3 separate regions of the Homo sapiens genome follow, and regions 2 and 3 are each linked to region 1. A link is a contact called in ENCODE Hi-C or POLR2A ChIA-PET data. All regions are on one chromosome and are shown on one strand. The core of a region is the stretch at or near the end of the contact, and the rest is flanking DNA. Distances in the headings are between cores, read along the strand shown. Region 1 overlaps SUPV3L1 (Suv3 like RNA helicase). Region 2 overlaps HK1 (hexokinase 1). Region 3 overlaps KIFBP (kinesin family binding protein).

Region 1 (3,554 bases), core at 252-2,751:
AGAGATTGTCTTTTATAGACTTGAGTATGTTATTCATTGTTCATTTTAATTCACTTAGGCAGTCCAGTAATTTCTGTCTTTTTTTCCCCAAGGATATTTTTGTAGACTTTTCACAAGTTGATGGGCAGTATTTTGTCTGCAATATGGATGATTTTAAATTTTCTGCAGAGTTGATCCAGCATATTCCACTAAGTCTGCGAGTGAGGTATGTTTTCTGCACAGCTCCTATCAACAAGAAGCAGCCTTTTGTGTGTTCTTCACTGTTACAGGTAAGCCTTTATCTTTAAGCTATTTTGAGTTCCTTCTGGTTGATGCAGGTTCCCCAAACAGTACTTTGTTATTCAAAATAAAATAATTACAAGAGTATTCAGTAATATGAGAGACTTTGTAAAAACTTAAATAGGGGTTAATAGTAGCAACAGTGTTCAGTTTTCTTAAGTGTAAAGCACTGAGCCAGGGGTTACTGTCTTGTATGAGCACCATGCCAGGGTTCTAGCCTCTTTTAACTCATTTGGGTAGGGATGCAAATCTCTGACTTCTGAGAAGCACAGGATTCCTGGGGGCCAGGAAGGACAGTGGACTATGGAGAACCATAAATCTCTACCAAGGCCGGGTGCAGTGGCTCACGCCTGTAATCCCAGCACTTTGGGAGGCCGAGGCGGGTGGATCACTTGAGGTCAGGAATTCGAGACCAGCCTGGCCAAGCTGGTGAAACCCTGTCTCTACTAAAAATACAAAAATTATCCGGGCATGGTGGTGGGCACCTGTAATCCCAGCTACTCGGGAGGCTGAGGCAGGAGAATCACTTAAACCAAGGAGGCAGAGGTTGCAGTGAGCCAAGATCGCACCATTGCACTCCAGCCTGGGTGACAGAGCGAGACTCTGTCTCAAAAAAAAAAAAAACAAAACTCTACCAAGGTTTATCATAACAATACTTTTATTTAATTTAATTTTATTTATTTTATATTTGAGGCAGGGTCTTGCTCTGTTGCCCAGGCTGGAGTGCAATGGTGCAATCACAGCTCACTGCAACCTCAACCTCCCTGGCTCAAGTGATCCTGCCACCTCAGCCTCCCAAGTAGCTGGGACTACAGGCATGTGCCACCATGCCCAGCTAATTTTTGCATTTTTTGTAGAGACAGATCTCTCTATGTTACCCAGGCTGGTCTCGAGCTCCTGGAGGCAAGTGATCATCCCACCTCAGCCTCCCAAAGTGCTGGGATTACAGGCATGAGCCACCTAGTCCAGCCTAATATTTTAATTATTAAAAATGTTTTTGAAAGGATCCAAATGTCCAACAAGAGGGAAAAGGTTAACTACATTATGGCATATCCACTTGATTGGATATTAGGAAGACATTGCAATGATAATTATGATTATAATGAAGAAATCTACATAAGTGGTTACACTATAACAGTAAGTGAGGGAAGCGGTTCAGAACTGTATGTACCTTATAAACATAACATGTTCTCTCACCTCCCGCCCTATTTCCTCTGCTTTGCATGCTCTCCCCACCCCACTAAACCCAAAGGCCTCCTCTTCTCTGAATCTTGTCCTGACTCACTGAGGTTCACTGCCATTTCCTCTGTAGGCCTGAGCATTCTACATATGAGCTATATTCTAATCAAATCTAGCTCTAAACTTATTTTTTAAATAACATAAATAGTCCAGTGCTGTGGCTCATGCCTGTAATCCCAGCACTTTGGGAGGCAGGAAGGATTGCTTAAGCCTAGGAGTTCGAGAACATCTCCAGCAACATAGCAAGACTCTGCCCTTTAAAAAAAAAATTACATAAATAATACATACATTCTCTTTATACAAAATGAGAACATTACAGATAGCTTAAATGTGGCTCCCTCCCCAATCTTAGTCCTCTGAAATAACTACTTGTGTAAGTTTGTGTGTATCTTTGCAGACTGTTTTTCATTGCGTTTGCCTATGTGCATGTTCATGTGGAAACACTAGATTTGTTGTGAGGGTGCATTTCCCCATAAAAAATTATCTTTTTTTTTTTTTTGAGACAGAGTCTCACTCTGTCGCTGAGGCTGGAGTACAGTTGTGTCATCTCAGCTCACTGCAACCTCTGCCTCCTGGGTTCAAGCGATTCTCGTGCCTCAGCCTCCTGAGTATCTGGGATTACAGGCATGTGCCATGCCTGGCTAATTTTTGTATATTTTGTAGAGGCAGGGTTTCGCCATGTTCCCCAGGCTGGTCACGAACTCCTGAGCTCAAGCAGTCCACCTGCCTCAGCCTCCCAAAGTGCTAGGATTACAGGCATGAGCCATTGTGCCCAGCCCTATCAACGTTATCTTAATGAATTACTCACAACTTGCCTTTTCTTTTTCTCTTAATAATATGTGTTAGAGATCTTCCATGTCCAGATGTTTACCTAGAAAATATGTTTCTTAGAGCTGGCATTTGTGAAAAACTTAGCTAGCATAAGGTTGAAGTTTATGGAACAGTCTTGAACTGCTGTAAACTGACCTGAGTGGAACTCAGTCCCATGGCCTTGGCACCATTCACACCATCCTTTAAACAGCTATTCTAGTGAATAGAAGCTCTTTACTAAGGTGTAGGGAGTCTCTGGAACATGCAGGTCAACAGTTGCTTGTTTTCTTAAGATAAGGTCTCACTATGTTGCCCAGGCTGCAGTGCAGTGGCACAATCATAGCTCACTGTAACCCCAAACTCCTGGGCTCAGGCGATCCTTCCACCTCAGCCTCCTGAGTAGCTAGGACTACAGGTGTGCGCCATGATGCGTGGTGTGTTTTCTTTTTGAGATGAAGTCTCACTCTGTTGCCCAAGCTGGAGTGCAGTGGTATGAGCTTGGCTCACTGCAACCTCCGCCTCCCAGGTTCAGGCGATTCTCCTGTCTCAGCCTCCCGAGTAGCTGGGATTACAGGTGCCCGCCACCATGCCTGGCTAATTTTTTGTATTTTTAGTAGAGATGGGGTTTCACCATGTTGGCCAGGCTGGTCTCAAACTCCTGACCTCAAGTGATCCACCCGCCTTGGCCTCCCAAAGTGCAGGGATTACAGGCATGAGCCACCACACCCGGCCGCTCCGTGTGTTTTCTGTTTAAAAATTAGAATATGAAATCTAGAGGCTTTTCCTTTTTTCCTGATCTTTGTCATTACTGAACTATGAAAGAGCTCAATCACATTAATGACTTAGGATGCCCCTTAGGACTGTGATTTGGAAGCTGTGCTCCATGGAGCTCCTTTAGGGCCAGCTGCTGGATGGATGGATGGATGGATGGATGGATGGGCGGGCATCTCTCCCTGCTCTCTCTGCATAGCTCCTTACTTAGCTCTTTTATGTATTGGGCTTCCACTAGTTGTTTGTGGCCAAAAAAAATAGAGCCACTGCCTTTATAAGATAACTTGAGAACTCATGCTTGGCCTGTCCTGCCTAGCAGGTAGTGTGGTCACATTTCTACCCTTTATGGCTATCCTACTTGGCATTTATTAAACTTAGCAGAGTGGACCAGACTGAATTTAACAAAATTGTGGCATTATTTAACTACAATTGATCTAAAACTGCTCTTCCTCTCT
Region 2 (3,688 bases), core at 1,182-3,681, 160 kb after region 1:
CTTTGGCCACTGGTACTTTTATGTGACCAAGAGGGACTTCTGTTAAAAGCATCCTCTGGGTGGAAACAACCCAAGGGTCCATCAACAGATGAAAGGATAAACAAAATGTAGTGGATCCATACAATGGAATATTATTCAGTCTTAAAAAGGAATGAGGCTGGGCACGGTGACTCACGCCTGTAATCCCAGCACCCTGGGAGGCCAAAGCGGGTAGATCACCTGAGGTCAGGAGTTTGAGACCAGCCTGGCCGACATAGTGAAGCCCTGTCTCTACTAAAAATAAAAAAAATTAGCCAGGCATGCTGGCGGATGCCTGTAATCCCAGCTACTCGGGAAGCTGAGGCAGGAGAATCACTTGAACCTGGGAGGCCAAGGTTGCAGTGAGCTGAGATTATGCCTCTGCATTCCAGCCTGGGCAACAAGAGCGAAGCTCTGTCTCAAAAAAAAAAAAAAAAAAAAGGATGAAATTCTATTGGGGGCAGGGTGGCTCATACCTGCCTATAGTCCCAGTTACTTGAGAGGCTGAAGTGAGAGGATCTTGGGAGCCCAGGAGCTTGAGACTGCAGTGAGCTTTGATCACACCACTGTACTCTAGCCCAGGTGACAGAGCAAGACCCTGTCTCTATTAATTAAAAAAAAAAAGAGTAAAATTCTGAAAATATGGATGAACCTTGAAAACGTTATGCTAAGAGGAATAAGCCGGTCACAAAAGGACAAATAACTGTGTGATTCTTCTTGTATGAAATATCCAGAATAGGCAAGTTCATAGAGACAGAGAGTAGAATCGTGGATGCTGGGGACTGAGGGTGAGGGGAAATGGAAATTATTGCTTAATGGTTATAGAGTTTGTGTTGGGGTGATGAAAAAGTTTTGAAAATAGTGGTGATGGTTGCACAACATTGTGAATGTACTTAATGCTACTGAATTGTACGCCTGAAAATGGTTGCAGTGGTAAATTTTATGCTATGTGTATGTTACCACAATAATAAAACACAACCCTGAGGAGTAAGCAGAACCCTGGAATAATTGATGTCAGAGCTGACATGCAGAGACCCAGGGCAGGCACTGGGTGGACCTCAGATGTAGGGCTTTGTCTGAGTTGAAATGCGGTGTGATTTTTTATTTCTGCATAGCAGTGCTGTTTTTGAAATAGGTTAAGAAACTAGAGAAACATGGGGTGGGAATTTGTACTTAATTCAGTACTTCCATTCCCCTATAGTCAGAAGTAAGAGACTGGGATTGCTTGAAGCTATTTCTGTCTAAGGACTCTGGGGTAGGATAGGGTTTCTTTTGCCTACTCTGCGTATATGGCAGTGGTTGGATGAAGTTTGCATGATTGCTGCTTTCTGGCTGATAACAGCATGTGGCAGGGGGAGGCAGACAGGGCCTACGCCCTGCCAGGAAGCGGGCATGGTATGTGGCTTCCCCTTAACATTTGAATCTCATGTGATACCTGTTGTCTCCCTAAACAGAAAAGGGAGATTTCATTGCCCTGGATCTTGGTGGGTCTTCCTTTCGAATTCTGCGGGTGCAAGTGAATCATGAGAAAAACCAGAATGTTCACATGGAGTCCGAGGTTTATGACACCCCAGAGAACATCGTGCACGGCAGTGGAAGCCAGGTGGGTCCCTGCTCCCTCCGGGTCACCCCGTCGGGCCAGCATCCCCTTGGTTACCTCCAGGAACCAGGCCTCAAAGCACTGGCATCCCAAGCCCCTGGAAGAGGGTTGCTGGAAAGAGTCCCTCATAGATGCATATGTAAAAGGACTCCTGGGCAGAGGATGTGACAGCCTGCATGGGGGCCCTGCTTAAACAGAGGCTCTCCGTCTGGGCAAACTGGTGTAGTGGAAGTGGGCTGCTTGGACTAGCAGAGTCTGGGTTTGAGGAGGGAGGCTCCGCAGCTCTGTTGGGTAAATGCACTCATTCCCTGTGGATCCTGGGGTCGGTTCCCCAGTGCAGGTTTAGCAGAGCCCTGGGTGAAAATGCCCTTTTCTCCTGGTCATTGGCCTCACCCACTTACTGGAGGCCCCGGCCTTGTAGGGTATGGCTGTGGCCTTGTCGGGCAGGAATGAGGTCTCACAGCTCTGGGCTATTTGGGGGCTTCTTGTTACCTGATTTAGAATACCATTGCACAAGCCCTTGGCACAGAAAGCAGAGGAAGCAGGGAAATCACGGTCCCCTCCTTTTACACTCCTGTTGGGGCTCCCCACGCTGGGCCCCCAGGAAGGGCTGCCCTTCCTCCCTGCCCAAGGGGCTGTGGGCATGCCTAGGAAGGGCCTGTCCACCTGCCCCCTCCTCTCTGGGTGCGGGGAGTGGTGGGTCTGTAGCTCACTGAGGACCCTGTGATCAGGGCTCAGGCAGCCCACTGCAGGTTTTCAGTCATTTCTGGGTCCCTAAGCCCGTCGTGGGGCAAGGTGCACTCCTCCTCTCTCCTGTAGACATTCTGGCTCCTCCAGTCTGGCTCGCCTCCTGAGTTGTGGCTGCTGTCCAGCATATGTACTCAGAGCTGGCCAAATGTTTGCTTTAAGGAGGGTGTGCTCACCGCAAGGTTCATGACTAAGATTTCCAGGGAACTCTGGTTCTGGGGTGGACTTCGAGATGAGACCCAGGAGCCTTCTCTTGACTCTACTGTGCTCTTAAGTTCTTGTGGGTGGGACCTGGAGCAAGCCACCAAGCCTTTTCTTTGTCCAAGAGACAAGGGCTAATCCTGGCTAACCTGCTCCCTGGGATTTGGGTTCAGAGCCCTTCAGATTATGTCACAGTGAGTGTCACAGGTGACACTGTCACTAGAGCAGGTGAGCCACTTTATAGTAGGCCACCAAAGCTGGGTGCATCACTACTGGATGGCCCTGCCCAAGGGCTCCCCTGCTACTCCCATTACTGGGGCTGCAGAGACTGGCCCATCCATCTGGCGCCTGCACAAAGGCTGCCAGCTGGTAGGTCTCTTGACCATGCCCAGTTGGCTGCTGCATTGCTTCTCCTTGCAGGTGGCCAGCAGCCCATGGTTTGGCATCCTGCACTTTCTGTTTGGAACACACACTGGCCTATCACTCTGTTTCCCAAGGTCCTTGGGTTGAGCTACCTAAGCCTGGCGCATTCAACACTGAGACTCACCCTGTGCTGCAAACATTCCCTGTGTGTTTTACAAACATTCCCTGTGTGTTTTGGCTTGACCTTTTAGGAGCAAGGTTTGTTAATTAAGGGAGTACCCTCACCTTCTTACCACTGCCCTCTTCGTCTCTCCCAGCCTCTATCCCCATCGTCCCCTCTTCTCAGTCCTAGAATCACTTTATTTCCTACTGTCTCTGTTTCTTCCTCTCCTCCTTTTAAGCAGCCTGAAAAGAGGATGATGACGATAATCATGATAATGTAGTACCATTATAGCAAATTCTTTTTTTTCTTCTTTTTTTTAAGACGGAGTTTTACTCTTGTTGCCCAGGCTGGAGTGCAGTGGCGCGATCTCAGCTCACCACAACCTCCGCCTCCCGGGTTCAAGTGATTCTCCTGCCTCAGCCTCCCAAATAGCTGGAATTACAGGCATGCGCCACCACACCTGACTAATTTTGTATTGTTCGTAGAGATGGGGTTTCTCCATGTTGGTCAGGCTGGTCTGGAACTGCCTGTTCAGGTGTGAGCCACCACACCCAGCCCAGAGCACTTTTAAGCTTTAATAAATTCAGAAGCACAAA
Region 3 (3,571 bases), core at 293-2,792, 190 kb before region 1:
GAGGCAGGAGAATCACTTGAGCCCAGGAGGCAGAAGTTGCAGTGAGCCAAGACTGCACCACTGCACTCCAGCCTGGGTAACAAAACAAAAGAACTACCTGAGACTGGGTAATTTATGAAGAAAAGAGGTTAATTGACTCACAGTTCCTCAGGCTTAACAGGAAGCATGACTAGGAGCCCTCAGGAAACTTAGAATCATGGCGGAAGGCGAAAGAGAAGCAAGCATGTCTTACCATGGCAAGCAGGAGAGAGAGAGAGGGCAAAGGGGGAAATGCCACACACTTCAAAACCATCAGATCTCATGAGAGAGCTCACTCATTACCACAAGAACAGCAAGGAGGAAATCTGCCCCCAGTGATCCAGTCACCTCCCACCAGGTCCCTCCTCCAATTTAATGTGAGATTTGGCCAGGGACACAAATCCAAACCATATCAGTGGTAAATAATATAGAACCTTGTGAAACTACTAAACGAAAGAAAACCAAACAAACAAACCTCAACACATCAGAAGCATAGGTCTTGAAAAGATGAAGATAATTTTAGAGGTCAGAGGGTAAAGAGGAGGCATATTAAGGAAAGACAGGAAGTAGGGAGAATAACTGTGGGGCTTTATGTGTAGAGAATTTGGAGCCAGGAAGAGCTGTCAAGTTTATTCTGGTCAGGTAAAGAAAGCTGGAAAAGGAGGGTTGCAGGGACTATTGGAGCAAAACAGTAGGCTAATTTAAATAAGCATCCTAGAGAGAACATGTAAGTAAACAAGCAGCCCAAGAAGGAAGGAAGTATACAAGATTTAGAGACTTATGATCTACATTTGAAGTAATTGTGTCAAGCAAATCGCACTATGATTTGACCCTTACCTTTCATTTAGTTGATGTTTCTAGTCTGGGAACTTAAAACTTCATCACTTGGTTAGTTTAAACTCACATATTTGCCATGCTACTAAACTACTCAGATTTTCCTTAAACCCAGTTTTGTTTTTTGAGATGGGGTTTCTGTCACCCGGGCTGGAGTGCAGTGGCATGATCTCCACTCACTGCATCCTCCACCTCCCTGGCTCAAGCAGTCCTCCTACATCAGCCTGCCAAGTAACTGGGACAACAGGTGTGTGCCACTGTGCCCGGCTAATTCTTTGTATTTTTGTTAGAGACGATGTTTTACCATGTTGCCCAGGCTGGTCTTGAACTCTTGAGCTCAAGCGATCCACCCACGTCGGCCTCCCAAAGTGCTGGGATTACAGGTGTGAGCCACTGCGCTCACCCCTGACTTTATTTTTTAACCTTAACTTCATCCTTTATCATCTGTATATTTATCTGAAAGACCTTCTTCAGTTCAAGCTTTAAGACATACATAAATTTATTCAATTAAGTATTTATTTATGCCAACCCTGTGCTAGTCATTGGCCAAGGATACTATGATGAACAAAAATGAACCTAGCCTTTAACTTCATGTAAAAGTACAATTTTGCTAAGTTCCACAAAGGAGAGACACATGATATGAGAAGGCACAATAGGAGGAAATAACAAGCAAGCTCTGGGGATGAGTAAGTAGGAGTTACCTAGACTGAAGAAAAGAAGGCACACCATGTCAAGGAGCTGAAGCAACATGTTTAGAAGTTCTGTGGCGTAAGGGAGGATGATATCAGAAGGGATGGAGCAAAGGCTGTGAGGTTGGAGCTGAGGGAGAGGGAGTGTGATATAAGCTAAAGTTAGAGTTAGAAAGGGGCTGGAGCAATCAAGGCTTTGAAGCATTGTTGTCTTCATCTTCTGAGCATTTGGAAACCTTGAAGGGTTTGTGGAAAGATCATTGGTGAGACAGTGTCAAGTGAAAAGAAGAAAAGGCCTTGGGATCTATTATTTATTTTTATTGGCCAAGAAGAGCTTACCCTATTTCTTAACCACCTTAGTTATTCTTTCTTTTTTTATTTGCCCCCCCCCACCCCCAAGAGGTAGAGGAGATAAAACTTTAACTAGGAAGGTAGATTTAACTCTTTGTTCACTTTGATGTCTTTAAGAGACCTAGAGCATTTCTGTCTGATATATTTCACTAAATAACTAATAGCATAAACATGGTAGCATTAATCTTAATGGCATCCTTGTGAAACATTTTTATGATGTAGATTACAGTCTTTTTGTTTGTTTGTTTGTTTCTTGAGATGGAGTCTTGCACTGTCACCCAGGCTGGAGTGCTGTGGCGCAATCTCCACTTACTGCAACCTCTGCCTCCTGGGTTCAAGCGATTCTCCTGCCTCAGCCTCTCAAGTAGCTGGGATTACAGGCGCCTGCCACCATGCCTGGCTAATTTTTTATATTTTTAGTAGAGACAGAGTTTCACTATGTTGGCCAGGCTGGTCTTCAACTCCTGACCTCGTGATCTGTCCGCCTTGGCCTCCCAAAGTGCTGGGAGTAATGTATCACATATATATAATGTTTCACAATTCTCAAAGTACTTTTACATGTAGCATTTATCTTATTGGAAGGAGTAACTGTAAATAAATTTCAGTTCCTCAGAATAAATGATATGTAAGCAGCTTGTCTATTTAAATACTTTTTTTTCCACATTTCTTGAGTTTTTAATATAATCGGAAGAAAGAAAGAAGTTTTCAAAGGTGTTTAAGATTATGATACCCTTCTAAACCAGGCTGGAAAGTAAGAGACTTCTCTTCTAAAAAACTCTGAAGTTTGCTTTAATATTATTTAACAGCAGGAGGTGAGTGTCCTACTTAACCATAATTTATTTTTTTTTCCTTCAGGACAACATAGGAGAGCTTGATCTTGATAAACAGTCTGAACTTAGAGCTTTAAGGAAAAAAGAACTAGATGAGGAGGAAAGCATTCGGAAAAAAGCTGTGCAGTTTGGAACCGGTGAACTGTGTGATGCCATCTCTGCAGTAGAAGAGAAAGTGAGCTACTTGAGACCTTTAGATTTTGAAGAAGCCAGAGAACTTTTCTTATTGGGTCAGCACTATGTCTTTGAGGCAAAAGAGTTCTTTCAGATTGATGGTTATGTCACTGACCATATTGAAGTTGTCCAAGACCACAGTGCTCTGTTTAAGGTGCTTGCATTCTTTGAAACTGACATGGAGAGACGGTGCAAGATGCATAAACGCAGAATAGCCATGCTAGAGCCCCTAACTGTAGACCTGAATCCACAGTATTATCTGTTGGTCAACAGACAGATCCAGTTTGAAATTGCACATGCTTACTATGATATGATGGATTTGAAGGTTGCCATTGCTGACAGGCTAAGGGATCCTGATTCACACATTGTAAAAAAAATAAATAATCTTAATAAGTCAGCACTGAAGTACTACCAGCTCTTCTTAGACTCCCTGAGAGACCCAAATAAAGTATTCCCTGAGCATATAGGGGAAGATGTTCTTCGCCCTGCCATGTTAGCTAAGTTTCGAGTTGCCCGTCTCTATGGCAAAATCATTACTGCAGATCCCAAGAAAGAGCTGGAAAATTTGGCAACATCATTGGAACATTACAAATTTATTGTTGATTACTGTGAAAAGCATCCTGAGGCCGCCCAGGAAATAGAAGTTGAGCTAGAACTTAGTAAAGAGATGGTTAG

The links. A loop is a pair of places that touch in the nucleus more often than their neighbours do. ChIA-PET counts read pairs that join two places held with the same protein, here RNA polymerase II (POLR2A). Pooled maps may share reads with other maps.
Region 2: POLR2A ChIA-PET joins it to region 1 with 18 read pairs in Panc1. The contact joins two enhancer-like sites. POLR2A ChIA-PET finds 5 or more read pairs at or near these places in 2 of 52 experiments (Panc1 and activated CD4-positive, alpha-beta T cell).
Region 3: POLR2A ChIA-PET joins it to region 1 with 11 read pairs in activated CD4-positive, alpha-beta T cell. The contact joins two enhancer-like sites. A Hi-C loop is called at or near these places in 2 of 168 maps with a recorded cell type or tissue (HCT116 and endothelial cell of hepatic sinusoid) and 2 of 50 pooled maps. POLR2A ChIA-PET finds 5 or more read pairs at or near these places in 5 of 52 experiments (H1, K562, activated CD4-positive, alpha-beta T cell and 2 more).

What each region holds. Positions count from the first base shown.
Region 1 is chr10:69,202,775-69,206,328 of GRCh38, forward strand. It overlaps SUPV3L1 (Suv3 like RNA helicase), which reads left to right. Exons shown (of 15, transcript NM_003171.5): 13 at 93-269. Among named protein-coding and RNA genes, the nearest start is that of HKDC1, 16 kb to the right of the region's middle. RefSeq lists a silencer at 1,403-1,502. Within about 2 kb of position 1,502, at least 4 of the 41 ENCODE cell types and tissues checked have a DNase peak (open chromatin) inside an H3K27ac peak, as active enhancers do.
Region 2 is chr10:69,358,425-69,362,112 of GRCh38, forward strand. It overlaps HK1 (hexokinase 1), which reads left to right. Exons shown (of 18, transcript NM_000188.3): 3 at 1,473-1,621. Among named protein-coding and RNA genes, the nearest start is that of HK1, 41 kb to the left of the region's middle. Within about 2 kb of position 2,432, at least 26 of the 41 ENCODE cell types and tissues checked have a DNase peak (open chromatin) inside an H3K27ac peak, as active enhancers do.
Region 3 is chr10:69,012,794-69,016,364 of GRCh38, forward strand. It overlaps KIFBP (kinesin family binding protein), which reads left to right. Exons shown (of 7, transcript NM_015634.4): 7 at 2,748-3,571. Among named protein-coding and RNA genes, the nearest start is that of KIFBP, 26 kb to the left of the region's middle. Within about 2 kb of position 1,543, at least 2 of the 41 ENCODE cell types and tissues checked have a DNase peak (open chromatin) inside an H3K27ac peak, as active enhancers do.